Regions from separate parts of the Mus musculus genome. Here region 2 is linked to region 1. The links are chromatin contacts, found by Hi-C or POLR2A ChIA-PET in ENCODE. All regions are on one chromosome and are shown on one strand. Each heading gives the region's core, a stretch centred on a gene start or an enhancer-like site at or near the end of the contact. The rest is flanking DNA. Distances are from core to core; before and after follow the strand shown.

Region 1 (5,056 bases), core at 1,680-4,179:
AAACAGAAAGGGAACCAAAAATATGATAAGCTGGTCACGAGTTTAAAGATGGGAAGGACAAGGAGGTCACCACAATGACTGACTTTCTTGCCGACAACGCCACATATCCATATATCCTATGCTGTCTGTCCTAAAAAGCCCAATTTAATCTTGTCACTTCTCTTTTGAAGTGTCATCGCTGGCCACTCCATAAAAGAAGGCTTCTAAGGAAGAAAACTCCATGTAAATATTTAGCAGTTCCCTTTCGCATAAAACAACCTTAGAAATCAGACAACCTGCATGCTCTCTCTCCCCGATCCCTCTCTTCCCCCAAAGGGCCTAAAATCAGAATCCAAAGCACAATGTAGTTTTCTGCTGTGCCTCCAGTCTGAAATATTCTACTGTCAAGTGGGGAAAAAAATCTACCAAACTCAAAGAGAAAGAGACTAGAGCGGTGTGTAAGAGGTCTTCCACCTACAAATGTCTAGGCAGGGCCTACACCAGGCATCCAGCTGGTGGGTGGAAGGTGGCACAACCCCATCCTTGGGGAAGGATTACCTTCTGAAGGGCTTTGGGTTCAAACCACCTACTGAAAAGAACTGAGCCCTGATTTTGGATTAAAATAACAACAGTCATAGTCGTAGTCGTCATCATCATCAAAGGTAGAGAAAACTCCAGGTGTGATTACTCTGGGGCTGAAGTCAGGGATCGGTTTAGATCCCTGGATTCCTCATTTCTATTCAGGGACTGGAAACATCATTACCTCCTCAAAAAAAAAAAAAAAAAACTCCTCTGCACATCACAACATACAGTGTGTGTGCCTCAAACCAAATCTTGTTTTGACTCTAGTAAAGTGGGTGAAATTTAAGTTAACAATAAACACCAGAGTCCAAGCAGGGGCATCAATCTTTGTTCAAAAGAACACTTCGATAATTCAATGTGGATTGAGGGCAAAGGAATGAAAGGGGCTGTCTTTGAAGAGACTAATCCATCTAATTCCAAACCACTGGATTAGAGGCATTCCTGGGCGAGCAGGCTCTGGCTACAGATTAGGCTACAAGGATTTCTGACAAAAGGCACGAGCTTGGTAGGCTTGCAAAATGGACCTGAGGGGGACCAACCAGGCACCTTGGCAAAGTTCACACTAGATGAGGTGACAGTTGGTTCTAAAAGGAGGAGGCAGGCATGACAGCTGAACATTCCTCCCCAAAGTCCATGGCGAAGGCCCACGGCCTCTCCAAACCTTACACTTCATCAGACAAAAGCTTCCCCAGGCGCCAGGCAGCGGCTGAAGAGGGGCTGTCCACACCCACTCGCCAACACAGCTTTCCAAACCTGCCCACTCTTTTGGAAGCCGAGCGCTTAATTAAACACCACCTCCCCGGATCTGTTGAGGCAGACTGGGGCTGGCCTCGAGCCAAAGAGAAGCTCCCTAAATACACTGGAAAAAAATGCCCCCCACTACCGCCCCCAATTCCCACTTCCAGGCAGCTCCTGGAACTGCTTCTATCTTATTAGGGTGGGTAACCTAAGTCACGGTGTACCTCTGAGCACCAGAAAACCCACAATCGAGGATCAGGTTATCTCCAGTCCCACCCTTTGCAGGAAAAGGCTAGGGTTGTTCCCCGCCCCCAACACACTCGCGCGCACTCACACGCACACACAATCCTTCCCAGAGAAGAGTGGGGTGTGGATGTGTGTTTGAGAGAGCTGGGTATAGTAGTTTTGGAAACCTCAACCTTGCCTTCCTGTTGTGAGCCTCTCAGGCTCGGGGTCCCTGGGAACTTCTGCGCCAAGCCCCGGGGGAGGGTATGGGGAATGCAAGGAACACCATCAGCAGCTCTGGAACAGACTAATTAATAACTAATTTGCTCAGATTCCCCTACTCCAGGTAGACCTGAAAGCCAAGCTTGTAACAACCCTGCCACCCAATCTCCCAGGCCGGAAGACTCTTTCCTGCAGCCAAGCAGGGGCCCCCACTACCGCTCCACCACCGCGCCAAGCACTCCACCCCAAACCCAGGGAGTCAGGTGTCCTCCAGGGCGTCCATCCTCCACGGGTCGCAGACACTCAGTCCAGGGACAGACAATGGAAAACTTGGAACTAGGGCCCTAAACCCCCAAAGGAACAAGATGGTGTCGCCCCCTGGGATTATGAATGCAGGGGTTGGTAAGTGGCATCAGACTCTCCCCCACTAGCCCCCGGGAAGTCGCCTGCCCAGTGACCCAGCACAGCCGGAGCAGTGCGGCGGGTAAGAAGGTGACACCCGGGTCGCCAGAGCTCCCGCAGGTGGCCGGCAGCGCCGGCGAGGGCCAGGCCGGCCGCGGTGGAGGGGAAGCCCCGCGGCGAGGTCAGAGCAGCCGCGCCCCCAGCGTCCTACCTTCATGTCGCTGATGATGGTCTGGAAGAGGCCTCCAAGCGCGCTGCATTCCTTCTCGATCACAGCCTCCATTTTCCCGGCGCGGCGGGGACAGGACACGCTCTCGGGGCGGCTGCACTGCGCACGGGGCCGGGCTCGCTCAGCCCGGGAGCGGTTTCACCCTGGGAGCGACCTACCTCCGGCTCGCCGCCGGTTTTGCAGAGAGCACGCGGTGCTCGCAATTTACTGCACTCTGCCCCCCCAAGTCCCAATCCAAGACGCCCAGCCGCTCCGGAGGGCGAGTCACCTATGTGCAGTGCTCGGCTCCTGGTCTCAAAAATGCCCGGAGAAGACTGACAATCAAGCCACCAAGAGTGCCCACGACGGAAAAGGCGAAGCCCATCTTGGTGCAGAGAAAACCGCCCGCTGACCCGGGGCCAGCGCCATTTACGAAAAAAAAAAAAATGTCTTCCAAATATAATTTTTTTCTGAAACTCCAAAATAAAGAAAGAGAGAACGAAAAAGGGCAGCAGCAGACGAGGTCAGCTCGCGTCGCCCGGATCTGTTGCTCGCAGACGCGGCCGCCGCCTCCTTTTTACTCCTGTGCGCCCGGCCCCGCGCTCGCTCTGGCGGTGCTCCCGGGGATGTTGCGAGGAGCGCACGCGCGCTCGCGACCGTCTGGCGCGGGAGCGCGGGGGAGGCGCGCGCCCGCGGCTCGTGCGTGAGCCGCCCGAGGGCGGGGCTGGGAGCGCGCGCTGGCTGAGAGGCGTGCAGAGCGCCTGCTGCAAGGAGGAGCTGGCGGGAGGGTAGGCGAGCCCGGTGTGCGTCTCCCGGACGTTCAGAGCGCCTCGTGCGGCGAGGGTCTCTGAGTGGAGAGGGCGAGTGAGCGCCCAGCCGCCCACAATGGCAGCTAGCGTGCAGGGAAGCCGCGCTGCACCTCCGGCCCCGCCCCTCGAGGGACCTGCAAGGTCGGCACGTTGAGCGCTGCGCCCCGCACCTGGTGAGCGACCAGTGAGGCGGGAAAGCTGTTACTGCTGTCGCTGCTGCAGCCTCTGGAGAAGAGGCCTCTTCGATGATGTCAGGACTGCAACGCCCGAGTCACGGCTGCAGGGAGCCAGCTACAAGATTAGGGAGAGTCTGGGAAGAGTATCCTGCGGTGGGATGCTGAGTTCCAGAAAGTTGCAGGGCGCTAGATTGATCTGCTGAGGCTGAGCGAACGCAAAGGGCATCAGGGTTCCTAATCACTTGCCCATCTGTCTGTACAGATCGTTGGCTGCATATGGCTGGAATGCTGATGGTTTTCCAGCCAGGGTTGCCATAGCCACAGAAAACCCCCTTGAGAAGTTTTTAAAAAGGGCACCAAAGACTGAGGTGGGCTTGATAAATGTGTCCCTAGCATCTCTGCCTAACTCCGTAGCCAGGAGCACTTATTCTGACGTCTTCCGGTGTCTGGTAGGGGATCAAATGGGCAACTTGTAAACGATCTTAAAGCACCTAATTGAACCGTTTGCAAGAGTCAACGGAACCCGTGTCGAGCTTGACCAAAAGGATCCTGTCAAATGCTGTAGTCCCAATTAACTCAGTTTAGTAAGTCATTCTTTCAACACTGATCAAAAGAATGTAGGGAACTCTGCACAGAACACTGATGTTTGTATTTTCCTTCAGGTCACTCTCCCTGACATCTGGAGAGGCCAAACCTTCTGTAAGTCACTTCTGTGCAGCAACCCTGCTGCTTCCGGCCCTTAAGGAGATTCAGTTGCAAATACCTCACCTGCACCTTGCCCATATTAGTACTTGACACGTGCTGTGTTCTCCGGAATTGTTTTTTTTTATGTTAATGTCGCTGTTATTATAATGATCCAAGTCACGGGACTGGCTGGTACAAGCTCCATTTTACAACCCATGAACCCTGTGGCCTTGAGTAAGTTATCTGAGCCCTCTGGGCCACAGTGTTCTCCTTGGTAACCAGGAGTGATGGTGGTACTTACCTGATAGCTGTCTTAAGCATTGCACGAGCTAATAAGTGAAAATGCTTCAAGTGGTATTTGATACAAGGGAAGTCAACACTCAGGAAATCCTCAATAAAAGTAGGCCAGGCCAAGAATCAAGTGCAATCTAGCTTCAGATCACCTATTGCAAGCCTGCAGTGTTGGCATGTGGTCACCGCAGAGTGCATTCTGCAACTTTATGCACTACAGCTAATTGAAGGTCCTTGTTTTTGTTGGTGGAAGAAGTTGGACCTGCCTTTCTGCCAAACTCCAAACAATATCCCTCAACTGCCCCTACCCACTTCTTGGTTCCTTTTCCCCCTAAGCTCCAACCGGGTTCAGTACTGACTTAGTTGTCCTCTCTTAAGACCAACACTAAGTTCTTTGAAAGGGGCTGTGTGGAAGGCTTCCCCCGAGAATTACAGACGCCCACCTCCATGAGACTATCCAGTTTTGGGTGAGGGAGGGGATCCAGGGCATTGCTTTCTCTCTGCTAGGCAAACACTGCACCAACTGAGAATTACATGCTAGCCCCCATGTTTTGTGTTTGAGATTTTTGAGCCAGGGTTTCAGTCTAAAGCCACACAAGCCCGGAACCCTTGCCAAGTCACCTGCCTCTGGCTCCCGGGCACTGGAATTGTGGTGCTACACCACCACGCCTGGCTTTTGGCAGTTTTAGATTGGAATCTAGCTGCTCTGTAAAGGGGTGTTGGAGAAATGAAAATGATGG
Region 2 (5,056 bases), core at 1,497-3,996, 180 kb after region 1:
ATTCAGGCCTTTCTTCCACTAAAGGTGGGACAGAGAAAGACTTCAGGATGGCCTGGAGCCCAAGCAGGGACTGAGGGGGTGGAATCTTACTCAAGCACCAAAGGCCAAGCTAAGTATGCAGAGTCTCTATGGACAGCCTCTGGGACTGGAGCCAGCCAGGACAGAACCATATCCCCACCCTGGTCAGTCGACAGAGTCCAAAGGACAGCCATTTGCTCCTCTCCCAACCTTTCCTGTGTGTTCTCTCTGTTGTCTGAGACTCCCAAGCTTTGTTGCTCCATAGTCACATTCAAATGAGTAGTTTCCCAATTTCAATGGGGTGTTAACTCAATGCCCAGCCATCATCACCTACACCACTGAGGCAGGGAGAACACCCTCTCCAGGAAGGCAGCATCAATAAGTCAGCTTGCAAACATCTCAAGAGATCTATCTAATCGAGTACATGTTAAAAGGAGCGACTTCTGGTCCGCATCCTCATCCTGTTTGACAAAGTGAGGGAACAGAATAGGGTCCCACTTGAGCAAAGCTCAAGGGAGGTAGAGGCCAGTTATTCAAGGGATAGGTGAGAGGTGGCCCACAAAGACTTGGTAGAAAGACATACTTTCAAGTGAGCCTTGAGTTGTGTCTATCCGGTGGAATGGGTGGAGAAAGACATCTTAGGGAAAGAAACAACTTGCAAAGACAGAGCAGTGTGACACGCCCACCTCCTCCAAGGCTTCTGTGAGGACCTGCAGGCAGCTATGCAAAGATCAAGCCCTACAGAGTGATGTGGAAGAGGAGATTGATAAATCTGGGCAGAGAGGGAAAGCCTGGGCCAGAAAACAAACAAACAAGCAAGCAAACAAAAAACATGGTGAAGGTACGGAGCTTGCCCTGGAAAGATTGAGAGTCATTGCAAGAAGCCTAAGCCAGATGGCAATGGTGACATATCTTCATAATGGCAGTGAGGTCCCAGGCAAGATAAGCAACCTCTCTGTGCCTCTGCCTTCAAATCTGTCATGAGGATAATAACAGCATCTTCTTTACTCAGAGGGGCTAACGGCTATGCAAGCCAGGACTGTGTTAACAAGAAGCTGTCATCACAAGCACATTTTAGAAGGGACTATCCAGTTTCTAGGGCAAGGCAAGGAAAGAAGGATGGACCAGATGGACCACAATAGGAGGTGACTGCGGGGATCCAGGTGCCAGGTGATGGTGGCCCCATGGAAAGCACTGGGAAAGCATTAAGCAGGAGAGACCAAAGAGCCATCAGAATAGCAAGTGGGAGTGGTGAGGGAGGAGGAGGGATCAGAGAGCATGGAGAGATGACATAGGAGTCCCAGAAAATCATCTACACAGCCAGGGAAATGCACCAGGGGGACAGAAGCAGGCTAAGAGAACCGCTGGCCACAGAGGCCAGAGAGGAGAGGACAGCCTAGCCATTGCAGTCGCTGAGAAGATCTTGTCAAAAATGTAGACAAGCTGGGCAGAGGTCTCTCCTCACAAGCAGAGTAGGAAGCATCTCTCAAATTCTTGGCTGTAGCTTCCATTAACGACAGTGGATCTCTTATAAATTAAGCTCCTCCCCCATACCCTCAAAGCAGTTGAAAAGTCAAAAGAATAGTAAGATCCCACCACTGAAGATAATCTTCTAGCTGTCCTCATTGTTTTGAACAAGACCTCTTTCACATTGGAAATGGAAAACCGTGTTGTTGCCTGCATACCATGGGCTTTCACCCCTCACCAAGGACAGGTCAACACCCTCAGTACAACATGACCTCCCCTCCCCCCCCCACCCCCCCCACCCCTCACCCCCCCCCCCGCTCTACTACCCGTCCTCCAGCCTGAACACCAAACCCTCTTCTTCTATCTTCTCTTCCTCACTGGCACCAGATCGCCCTGGAACTTGCAAGTCTTTCTCCAATTATATCCCAGAACAAGAGCAATGAGATGAGATTCTTGCCTCATTTCTGACCTTTTGAGGGGCTTTTATTTTTTTTACTACTCCACCTGGATGCTTCCCACCCTCTATCAGCATATACGCATCATGGGCACTTCCTGGAAGGCTGTGGAGAAGAAAGCATCGTGGTAATTAAGGAGCCAACTTTTCCTGTCCAATTACCATGCCTAGAAAGCAACAGAAGCCCAACCTGAATGGAGAGGCTCTTGCCGGCTGCTGGATAGCCCGAGTCTCCACCCAGTGGAGGACGTCCTTCTTTGGAGGCCAGCAGTCTGCTTGTGGTTGGGTGATCAGCAGCTGCTTCCTGTTTGCTTCCGTGCTGTCTTTGGAGGCATTGCTATCTAAAATTGTGTGAGAAATAGAAACTCTGGCCTGTGAGGACCCTTTTCTATGAAATAAGTTCCTAGGAATGACCCTCCTGATTCAAGTAAATGGCCTCACAGTGATTTTGATTGCACGAGCCTCTGGCACAATTGCCTTGTCACTCTCTCTTGCCTCGCATGACAGTTTTCATGCCTCCTCCTCTATGTTGCTAACATCTGGGGCCAGATTAATCCTTTATGTGGGCAGGGGAGAGGGCGGCTGACTGTCGAATGCATTGTAGGATGTGTGGTTGCACCTTGCGTCTGTACCCACAAAATGTCAGAGGCACCCTTCTCCCATTCAATGGTGACCATCCCAAATGTCTCTTAAAGATTGCCAGATGTCCTCTGGAGGGGTGTGTGTGTTCGTGCAGATGGGGAACTCTCAGGGGAAGACAACTGTCTAGTTCAGCTCTTTATTCTCTTCTAATGTTTTGCAGACTTCTTGGCATAAGGCCCGGGTGTCCAGTGAGGGACGAGAATGTGAATCACACTCTGTTTGGCAGTGGACATTTAAAAAACTTCTCTAGATGGTCACTGTATGGAAACTCCCTCTATAATCTTTTCCTCTGGGTCACATTCAAGTTGTGGAGCAAGCTCTGCTGCTTCTCTACCTCTGGGGAGACTCTGTGACCCAACTTTTCTATCTCAATTTCCATGGAGGTCAATGGATTTGAAAGCAAGATTTTCCTGGGGACTAAGAAATGGTCCCCAGATGCTTGAGTAAAATATAAGGGAAGTATCAATGGGTCTTTGGGGATGTTAGGGGAGCAGAAGCTCAACTATGACAGGAGATCCACTGGGCAAGGCCTTGGGTGGTTCGGAAATAGCAGAGACTTGCCAGGCTGAGATAACAGATGTCTAAGTGGATAGAGGACTCAGGGCCAGCAAGACTCTGGAAACCTGGACATTGACTAAGTTCTCAGGTCCTTGGCGCAGACTGGACATCGTGGGGGAAATAGAATCTTCAAGATTGACTGAGATACTGTTAAAGCTTGGAGTGTAGATTAAGTTGCTTTGTTGGTTTCTGGCATACCTGACTTCTGACTTGGGATTGGTACCATGGCAAGTACAAAGTGCTAACTAAATCAATAGTAGCTAGTATTTATTGAGTGCTTATTATGTACCAGACACTGTTCTTTCAGTTTTTGATGAATTTTCTCCTTTGATCTTCACAAAGTTCCCATGAGTAGGTCCCATTGATTGTAATCTCTTGAGTTAAAAATAAGGAACTGAAGACATATTCTCAAGGTGGTAGATGCAAGACAGTAAGAATCACAACCACGGAGCACCCACTCTGAGCCAAATACTGTTTGATACTTTGCAGGCACTGATTTATTTAATTCTCACAACAACCTATTGAAAGAGGTACTATTGCCAGGTGTGGTAGTGCACACCTTTAATCCCAGCACTCGGGAGGCAGAGGCAGGCAGATTTCTGAGTTCGAGGCCAGCCTGGTCTACAGAGTGAGTTCCAGGACAGCCAGGGCTACACAGAGAAACCCTGTCTCGAAAGAAAAGAAAAAGGGAAGAAAGAAAGAAAGAAAGAAAGAAAGAAAGAAAGAAAGAAAGAAAGAAAGAAAGAAAGAAAGAAAGAGAAAAAGAAAGAAAGAAAGAGGTACTATTACCAAGTCAATTTTACAGATAAGAGAACCAAAGATGAATTTTACAGAAAGTGAACCACAGAGGAATTTTACCCAAGAGCCACAGCTTGTACATGATAGGTTTGGACTTTGAACTTAGAGAGCTTGGCTGCAGAGTCTGTGTCATCTTGCTGGTAAGCCAAGCTTTTGAGACTCCAGGACCCCCTGTCTTCTCCACGCTCTCTAACATGAGCCACACAGTAGCTGCACATTAGTAGTGCCGGGAGCTAGAGTGACTTCTTCACAGACAAAGCTGTGAGTTGTTGACTCTGCTTTGCGTTTGCATCAAACAAGGAGACTAAGACCAGTTTCCCCATCTGGAAGGTCATTAGCTCTCTATACAAGAGAAGTAACATTGCTCAAACAAGAACTGATGACTAAGGCTAGGAAGGTCATTAGCTCTCTATACAAGAGAAGCAACATTGCTCAAACAAGAACTGATGACTAAGGCTAGGCACTCTGTGTAAGGTGTCTTTAGGGAGCATCACCAGACAGAGCTTGATCAAAGGAAAAGGAGAAGGAAAAGAGAAAACTCTGTCATTGGGAAACCTATAGAAACAAATTGAGAGTATTCAGCCTAGTAAAGTGTGTGGTGTAGTACAAATAGATGTCTTTAACCCTGGGATTCTGAGGGTTAGGTCAGGGAAGGATTCATGTCACATGATACTTCTTGCACGTGGCAGTTGGACACAGTCCCTCTGAATGGATAGATCTCCCTTTTACTAGGTTCATGTTCCCCTATGCAGTGAAGGACTTTCTACACACCCCAGTTTAAGCCAATAGAATATTTTATTATTATTCTTTTTAGATAATCATAGAACTCTAAATATGGACGACATACTGTAAGATAGTAGCACATTAATGTCATTTTATAAGAATTATGCTGACATTGGAATTAATTATGAAAATGTTCCTTGTATCCACTTACCTAAAGATGCATTTAAGAGTGAACTGACTTACAGAGAAGCCCCACCAATGAAGCCTCTTCAAGATGGCTGCCCAAACAAGGTCTGAACAAAGACAAGGCCAATGACATGCTAACACGAAAGGGGCAAATCTCCTAAGTCTTCAGCCTTAGACAAAGAACTACAGGTGGCTAAGGAATGCTGAAAG

Evidence for each region. Hi-C counts contacts between places; a loop is a spot of excess contacts on that map. ChIA-PET counts read pairs that join two places held with the same protein, here RNA polymerase II (POLR2A).
Region 2: a map of v-Abl transformed pro-B cells shows a loop between it and region 1 (2.0-fold over the local background). The contact joins the enhancer-like site here to the promoter of Mtss1 in region 1. A Hi-C loop is called at or near these places in 2 of 37 maps with a recorded cell type or tissue (both v-Abl transformed pro-B cells). POLR2A ChIA-PET finds 5 or more read pairs at or near these places in 1 of 5 experiments (embryonic stem cell).

What each region holds. Positions count from the first base shown.
Region 1 is chr15:59,079,097-59,084,152 of GRCm38, forward strand. It overlaps Mtss1 (MTSS I-BAR domain containing 1), which reads right to left and starts at 2,930. Exons shown (of 15, transcript NM_144800.2): 1 at 2,360-2,930. The coding sequence starts at 2,431.
Region 2 is chr15:59,261,407-59,266,462 of GRCm38, forward strand. The region is part of intron 2 of Gm36617 (a long non-coding RNA gene); the gene reads left to right. Among named protein-coding and RNA genes, the nearest start is that of Gm36617, 18 kb to the left of the region's middle. Within about 2 kb of position 2,747, at least 1 of the 3 ENCODE cell types and tissues checked has a DNase peak (open chromatin) inside an H3K27ac peak, as active enhancers do.